Regions from separate parts of the Homo sapiens genome. Here region 2 is linked to region 1. A link is a contact called in ENCODE Hi-C or POLR2A ChIA-PET data. All regions are on one chromosome and are shown on one strand. Each heading gives the region's core, a stretch centred on a gene start or an enhancer-like site at or near the end of the contact. The rest is flanking DNA. Distances are from core to core; before and after follow the strand shown.

Region 1 (3,878 bases), core at 1,285-3,784:
ATTTATTTGGGTTCAGTTATAACATAGCATAATAAAAATCAAAGCACTGGTCCTCTGAAATAAAGCAGGCAATCACCATTCAATAAACACACTTGATTTATTTTGTATAAAAGGGTTAAGTTTACAACTAAACTTTTATAAAAAGTTTAGCATGAATAAGTACATCATTACACTTTTGAATGCAGAAATAGACATCTCTGCCACTATACAAGAAAACTCTAATTAAAGAGTTCACAAGGTTTCACTCAAATAGATATATTTATATATAAATATATACACAGCATTCAGTAGGCTTGTGTCAAAAAGGTAATTTCTGACCAAAAGACTTCATTTAAGTGACTGAATACTGGATCCTTCTGGTATTCACGCTCCACCTTTGAAAAAAGGCAAAGTCTGCTTAGATTGGGCAATTCCTTGTGATTTTAACGTTTTCGCTCCCCATGGTGGGAATAGTATATAAAGAAAACCTTCCAACTGCAGAAAGGGCATTTAAAAGTCTTTTTCATAAATAACGAATATCACAGTCCAAGTAAGAGAACACCCTGGGAAGATGATCATTCTTAGTTTTCCTTCCATTTTTTTTTTCTTTTTAAAAAGGTCCATTCAACTTGTCCTCCTTGTGAAATGGTTGAAAAATAAGTTCAGCACTTAAAAGATTCCGTGAATTTGTTGTTGTTGTTGTTGTGCAAAGAATAAAAGAAATCATGAACACCTGCGAAAGAGTGGGGGAGAAAGGCATGTTTAAGAGAATGTAACCTAAGGGCAGAGGCGGGCGACTGGCGCCGGGAGGAAGCCACAGTTTGAACATTTAACCAAACACTCAAAGATTGGGCAAACCCTGGCGTCCAGATGCAACACACACACTCGCCTCGACAGCGCAAATTAAACATTAAAATAGCAGAGACTCAAGGGAAAAACTTCCCAACCCAATCTCCTATTTGGATCTCCAACAGCAGTGCTACAGGCGCCAGTCTGCTTCTCGTAACAATTATTTGATTGAAAACAGCCCTTTAGTTAACAGATAGGGAAGTCTGGGATCCCACATCACAGGGTTGAAGGCACAGGGTAGCAATCCTCAACTAGCCCAGAGAATCCCAGAGGACTATAGTTTTAGGGAAGGAGGATCACTATGGAATTTGTGGCGGTAAGATTAATTACAGTGGAGGTTAGTACCTCATAGTACCAGAGGACTCGTAGGAAGATCCAGGGCATTACATTTGCTACAAAGCCAATACACACGTTCCTCGGCCGCCTTCGTAGTAAGTTATTGGCATCATTTCCTTTTAAAGGAAAATGTTCTGTGATCTCGAGCACCCAAAGCTACAAGCTCCTTCATGTCTAGTGAGACAATGTAGTACGGGTAACACCGCGAAGTAAGCATGCATTTACCAAATCAGACATTTTATAGATACACAAGCAAAAACACATGCGCGCGCGCGCACACACACCGAGGGGCAGTTTACCCACGGGTGGCACAAGCAAACACTCACCGCTTATTCAGCCACACAGTGCTTTGCTGTCATTTGACATTAACTCAGAAGGGAATTCAGAAGCCTGGAAAGAAAGAGGATAAAGAGTACGAGGTTAAGACAATGTTAAGTAGAAAGGGTTTTTTTTTTTTTTTTTTTTTTTTTGTAGTCCACAGACCAGCAAGTTCCATTAAACACGTTTATGGTAACAATTCAGATTTAAAGACAGACGCATTAACATGTCAGAACTTACTAGCAATTTCACGCACAGCTCAATCTACAGCAGATTCTGAAGAAAATAAAGTTAAATAGCTCATACGAAAGTCACCGTCTGGGCTACGGATCTCCTAGTGACAGCCCAGACGACCGCGGGAGTGTGCGGCGGCGGGGCGGGGACCCCGGAGCAGGTCTTACCTGCAAGGACAGGATGCTGATATCCGTGTTGAGGGTGGTCAGCGGCGTCCTGGACGCCTGGTTCTGCCCGGGTCTCTGGTGATGCAGGCTGACAATAGTGGGATGCGAGTCCAGGGCGATCTGCAGGTCCAAGATGTAGTCGATGACGTGCTGCAGGATTTCCATCTTGCTCACCTTCTTGTTCTGGGGGATGCTGGGCACCAGCTCCTTGAGCTTGGAGTAGCAGTCGTTCATGTTGTATAGCAGGCTCATCGGGTCGTCCACAGGGGTTTTGCTCCGGGAGATGCCCAGGCTGTGGTCCGACAGGCTGTTTTTCCTAACGGACCTCACGGGACTGAAGGCTTTCATGCTGACCGCGAGGGAAGGCGAGACCGGGAGGGAGCTGGCTGCCCTGAAGCTCAGGCCGCCGCTGCCGCCTGCTGAGCTAGCTGCGCTTGGCACCGGGCTCGGCTCAGAATGAAGCCCGAGCCCGGCGGGGCGGCTTTTATCCGCACTCGCCGGGGCCACACGCTGGAGCTTCCCTTCGTCCCCATTGGCGGAAGGTGGCACGTCTATCAAGACGAGCGGGCGCTTCCATTGGTGGGCGCGGGCGCGGGGCGTGGGCTTGGTTCTTCCGCGTTCGCAGCCAATCCCCGCGGGGTGGGCGGGGCGCGAGCCCAGCTGGGGTGGTAAATAGAGTACAGTACAGTAAGTGCGGGGCTGGCGGGGGGCGGGGGGCGGGGAGCGGCGGGCGGGGGGCGGGGAGGAGGGAGGCGGGAGGAGGGAGAGGAGGAGGGAGGAGGAAGAGAAGGGAAGATGGGGGAGGGGAAGGGGGAGGGGAAGGGGGAGGGGAAGGAGGAGGGAGAAGGGGGCAGACCCTGGGCGCCTAAATATGCATTCTTAATTCTAATTCCAAGCGCGCGGCGGGACCCTTGCCCTGGGGGTGTTCCCAGACCAAGCCCTACACACCTTAGAGCTGTCGGCAGCTCTAAAATCACAGCTACACGGGCGAGTTCAGCACCGCAGGGGGGAAGCCACAGTTCACTGCAACCCATCGGAGGGAGAGCGTGAGGAAAGATAGAAAGCATTTCAGAAGAAAGTGAAAACGCAAATTAGGTTGTCACTGAAGAGTCACGTTTGTAGAGTGAGTTCGTCTCTTCAGATAAGGAAAAGTTATGTTAACACAAACAAACCACCCACGCACGCATTCGACGACAGGCTTAGTGTGGGCTTTTGCAACCCGGAGCAGCGCGGGAGGCATTACTGTAAACTCAAGAAAATGAGTACTTATTGCAAACCATGCCCAACCTCACCGGTCGCTAAGGAGCTCTCACAGGCAGGGCGCTTTCAGGGTTCCTTTTCAAGAAGGAGGCAGGGCTATTATAATGATCGTATTAATCGGAAATAATTAGGAGAATTTGCATATTGAAACTACATTTACATACACTGCCCTTGAAAGGCTGCCGGTCTGTGCCCTTCCGTGTAGGTGGCAAAGTAATGTGATTAATTATGCACTAATTGTGATTTCTGGTGTCACATTCCAACACCTAGAGGAGTTCCAAAGCTTTGTGACAGATAGGTGGCCCTAGCCATTGATAGACATCTTCACACTAAGGAAAAAAAAATATTCTGTCATATGAGGTTTGGAATCTTTTCAGCACTAGTACTGAATACGGGTTCAAGGTTTTTTTTTTTTTTTTTGGCTGAAAATCTTTTAAGAACTCGTTCTTTCAGTCTAAGTTTTAAAAAGTTTGCAGCTATTTACTTAAATACCTTAATTTTCACATAATTGTAGCTTATCTAGAATTCTGTTTTGACCACAGTGTGTCAGTTTCTTGTTTTTGAAAATATTTGCTCCAGAAAACAATGAACTAGAAAACTCCAGGAAAGGCAATATTCAAATCTTATTTACTTTCTGCCTCAATCTCTACCTCCTTTGCATTTCAGAAAGCGGAAGGGGCAGGCCTAGAAGCTGAAAGAAAAGCTCGATAATGGGGAAACAGTGTTTTTTCCTTC
Region 2 (4,506 bases), core at 1,525-4,024, 2.1 Mb before region 1:
AAAAGTAAAAGGGGGTGTTACAGCTTATTTAGAATTTGTCTAGCAGATTTTCCAGCTTTTACTGGAAGCCCCCTCACCCCCAAAAATGTGTGAAATGGAAAACTGCATGTATATTTTACCACAGTGAAGAAACAAAAAAAAGAAGTTATTCCTCTGGGCTCCACTGTACCAGGGGCTTCTCTTTGTCAGAGCATGAGGAATACCGCAGTGTAACGTGCCTCTCTGTTGGCTGTGTGCTCCCTGGGGCCAGTGACTGTGCCTGAGACAGTTGCTCGTATAATTAGGTTGTTAATGTGCATTTGGTTTTAATGAAAAAAGAAATGAGCAACACGCCCTGGTGCATTTCCGGAAGCCTGTGCATTTCCAGAAGGCTGTGCATTTCCAGAAGCCTGTGCATTTCCGGAGGCCTGTGCATTTCCAGAAGCCTGTGCATTTCCAGAAGCCTGTGCATTTCCAGAAGCCTGTGCATTTCCCGAAGCCTGTGCCTGTACAGTGGGCTTCACAGGGGTGTGTGCCTCGTGCAGCTGCGCATTCAGCCCACGGTCCAGAGCAGCCAGTGACCTGGGATATTTAGCAGGGAGTTATGATCTGGCCTCTGTTTTCTCCACGAGGATCAGCCCTGAGGCCAACTGGGACAGAGACCACACAGCACACAAAGGGCACTGGCAGTGTGGGCCACCGCAGTTCGAGGGTTCTGTTCCAAGCAGGATTGCTACCCAAACACAGCAGGCCTGGAGAGGCTGCGATCAACTCACAACCCTGAGAAAACAAACTCGATCGTGAGTGCGTTGTGGAAGCTGTGATGTCTGTGGCCCATGGGGACAAAGTTAACTGTCTTAATGTAAAGACAAATGAAGGGGCCCTCTTCTGGTAAGAGAATTAAATTCCTCCATCCAGGGAGGAAAAGCATGACTTTCCAGGCTGAGAGGAAAAGGAAGGACTTCGCTGTAATCCAGTCAGCAACAGCAGCAAATTTAAGGGGGGAAATGTGTCAAATGCAGGAAAGGGGTCAGAAAAACAAACAGCATTCATTGCCCCTCAGGCGCCCTTCAGGGAAAGCAGACAGGCCTGGAGGAACAGGCTCGCAGTCCACTGCCCTTTGCTGTGAATCCCAAACAGCCCTGCGATCACCGGTTGGGCTTCCCACGCACCTTCACATTCAGGAGGAGCTGCCCGGGGTACCAAGCTGAGGATTTCTGTCCCGGGACAAGCAGCCTCCCTGGGGAAAATCAATGCTGGCATGTGGCTTCCAGGAGAGGCCCCCGTGACTTCAGAGGGCTGCTGTGCCTCTGAGTTCAGTTTGCCTGAAAAATCTTCCAAACGCAGCTCTAGTGCCACTTCCTCCAGGAAGCCCACCAGCCGGCCCCCACCACTCCTGGACCCCTGCCTAAGAATACTTATGCCTTACACACTACAATATGGAGAAATTACTAATACAAAAACAAAATGTCCGAGTCCACTCCAAACATAGGAGGGAGAATCAAGGCGGAAAGATACAGTGGTCTTAACTTGTGCTTGAAAGATTTTACTTTTAGGTCGGGCGTGGTGGCTCACAACTGTAATCCTAGCATTTTGGGAGGCCGAAGCAGGCGGATCACCTGAGGTCGGGAGTTCGAGACCAGCCTGGCCAATATGGAGAAACCCTGTCTCTGCTAAAAATACAAAAATTAGCCGGGCGTGGTGACATGCACCTGTCATCCCAGCTTCTCGGGAAGCTGAGGCAAGAGAAACCCTGTCTCTGCTAAAAATACAAAAATTAGCCGGGCGTGGTGACATGCACCTGTCATCCCAGCTTCTCGGGAAGCTGAGGCAAGAGAATCGCTTGAACCCGGGAGGCAGAGGTTGCAGTGAGCCAAGACCCCGCCTTTGCACTCCAGCCTGGGCAACAAGGGCAAAACTCCATCTCAAAAAAAAGCAAAAAAATTTTTACTTTTGCCGGGCGTGGTGGCCCATGCCTGTGATCCCAGCACTTTGGGAGGCCGAGGCAGGAGGCTCACTGCAGCCCAGGAGTTCAAGGCTGCAGTGAACTGTATCATGCCACTGCTCGCCAGCCTGCCCCACAAACATATTTTTTTTCACTTTTGCATATTTTACAAAGCACACACCCACGTGAGCGCATTGCCAGCCCCCTCGCCCCCCAGGACAAAGTGGAGACCCTGTCAGCGAGGAGGCTACCGCTTAAGTCCCTGGGGTTCTCCAGAGAAGGAGGAGAAGGCTCTGCAGAGCCATGCGCCCTGGACGGAAGAACTTTCAAAAGTAATTCAACAAAATAGAAACTTGTCGAATTACATTGCAGACAGCGCGTGCGGAGCAAATGTGTGTCCACGGAATATTCGTCGGGCACAAGAGGAATTCCCTGTCAGCTCCCAGGACCGTGGGTGCCCTGAGGCCGAGTCACGCTCCCCCGGGATAAAGAGGGTGGGGGCGCACACAGGCAAGGAGGAGGCGGGGTGGGGGGGTGCAGAATAAGGAACTAAGGTAAAAACGCCCAGTACTGGACTCCCCTCCGAGCAGCACCCCGAGAGGGCCCGGAGGAGCTGAGGCGGTGCGAGCCGAGACTGCCAGCCCCGCCCCCAGCAGGCCCCGCCTTCCGCTGCTCGCCACCGCCCCCGTGAAAAAAAACCAAACCGGTAACCTCTACCCGGCCGCCTCCCATTGGATATGTGAGTGAGCGATGTCCGCCCGGACCAATGAGCCGCAGCCACGGCTTGGCGAGCGCCTTCCGGCCCGCCCCCGCGCGGCCGCCCCTCGGACCACCGGACTGGCCTGGGGCGGGACGTGGGCGCGGGGGCGCGGCGTGCGGCACGCTGCAGGGCTGAAGCGGCGGCGGCGGTGGGGACTGCACGTAGCCCGGCGCTCGGCATGGCTCTCCTGGTGCTCGGTAGGTGCGGGCCAGCGGAGGGAGGCGGGCGAGCTGGGGTCGGCCTGAAAGGTTTCGAATCTCTAGGCCGTTCCCCGGCGGGCCGCGGCCGCAGGCGGCCGGAAGTGGGCCTGGCGGGCGGGAGGCGCGGGCCTCGGCGTCCGGAGGAGCTGCTAGGTTGCCCCGGCGGAGGTGCGGGTGCGCGGGAGACTCGGGCGCCCGTGGGGAGGGGCTTCCGCAGCCGCGGGGGGCGGGAGCCTCGTGCGCTGGAGCCGGGCGCGGGGTCCAGGGCCGGGCGGGAGAGCCGCGGAGCCCAGCCCCGGCCGGATCCCGGGGAGGGGGTCTGTATTCCCGGAGAGTCGCAGGGGAGCTTGTTCCGGGCTCTTCTCGAACTCGTGCGTGGGGACGGAGGTTGGCGGGCGTCCTGCACTGCTGCTTGTTTCTGCCACCTGCTTTATGCAGCTCCTACTTTTAAAAACTGAAATGTTAAGCCGGGCGCGGTGGCTCACACCTGTAATCCCAGCACTTTGGAAGGCCGAAGCGGGTGGATCATCTGAGGTCAGGAGTTCGAGACCAGCCTGACCAACATGGCGAAACCCCGTCTCTACTAAAAATACAAAATTAGTCGGGCGTGGTGTCGCGCGCCAGTGATCCCAGCTACTCAGAAGGCTGAGGCAGGAGAATCTCCTGAACCCCCAGGAGGCGGAGGTTGCAGTGAGCCGAGATCGCGCCACTCCAGCCTGGGCAACAAGAGTGAAACTCTGTCTCAGAAACGAAAAACTGAAATGTTAAATCTCAGTCCTGAAATAAGGACCCATAGTTCCCTTAGAAAGGGACAGTGCCTTCCAAAAGCTGGGCTTAAGACGCAGGGGCGCTTCGCATGTGATCGGACTCCTTAAAAACGAAATGGAACGCGGCGTCTTAGGAATTCTGTAAATGTCTGCTTCTTAGTGGGCGAGGCCGAGGGTCCTGTCCTTGCCGGGCTCGCCTTGGTCACAGCCTTGGCTCTGACAGTCCTTAACCTCGGCTCTGGCCTCAGACCACCTTCCCCCTATTTACTGGCTCTGTGACTTGGAGCAAGTTACTTAACCACTCTGTGCCAGTGCCTTTTCAACGGTGTTCACCATTTTAGGGACTGATAATAGTACTCCCTTAGGGTTGTCCTGAGGATTAATGAGTTAGTACATGTCTTTCTGTTTTTTGAGACACGGTCTTGCTCTGTCTCCTAGGCTGGAGTGCAGGGTTTCCATCATAGTTCACTGCAGCCTGGAACTCCTGGTCTCAAGGGATCCAGGCACATGCCACCACACCTGGCTAATTTTTAAATTTTTTGTAGAGTCAGGGTCTCATTGTATTGCTCAGGTTGGTCTCAAACTCCTGGCCTCGAGTGATCCTCCTTCCTCAACCTCCCAAAATCCTGGGATTACAAGTGTCAGTCACCTGGCCCAGCTAGTACATGTTTTAAAGAGATGTAAATATTTGCCATATTACTGTGGAGAGAGTAGATGAGGGGAAAAGAGTTTAGTCTGTTTAGTTTCCTGTGAGTGAATTCAGACTAGACCCTGAAAGAGTCCGTGAGTCTATTAATTAACTCATTTTAATAAATGGCAGCCTTTCTGGGAAACCTCATGGTTTCTAGATGACTG

Evidence for each region. A loop is a pair of places that touch in the nucleus more often than their neighbours do. ChIA-PET counts read pairs that join two places held with the same protein, here RNA polymerase II (POLR2A). Pooled maps may share reads with other maps.
Region 2: a loop to region 1 is called in a map with no recorded cell type, with 8 times the contacts of the local background. The contact joins the promoter of PDIA6 here to the promoter of ID2-AS1 in region 1. A Hi-C loop is called at or near these places in 3 of 37 single-sample maps with no recorded cell type and 10 of 50 pooled maps. POLR2A ChIA-PET finds 5 or more read pairs at or near these places in 1 of 52 experiments (CD4-positive, alpha-beta T cell).

What each region holds. Positions count from the first base shown.
Region 1 is chr2:8,680,519-8,684,396 of GRCh38, reverse strand. ID2-AS1 (ID2 antisense RNA 1) reads left to right here and starts at 2,534. Exons shown (of 4, transcript NR_110154.1): 1 at 2,534-2,570. ID2 (inhibitor of DNA binding 2) reads right to left here and starts at 2,341. Exons shown (of 3, transcript NM_002166.5): 1 at 1,884-2,341; 2 at 1,491-1,554; 3 at 1-712. The coding sequence starts at 2,231. The coding sequence ends at 1,498. RefSeq lists enhancers at 2,102-2,151, 2,639-3,142.
Region 2 is chr2:10,811,053-10,815,558 of GRCh38, reverse strand. It overlaps PDIA6 (protein disulfide isomerase family A member 6), which reads left to right and starts at 2,774. Exons shown (of 13, transcript NM_005742.4): 1 at 2,774-2,881. The coding sequence starts at 2,863. It also overlaps the pseudogene RNU7-176P. RefSeq lists a silencer at 2,472-3,221 and an enhancer at 3,712-3,771.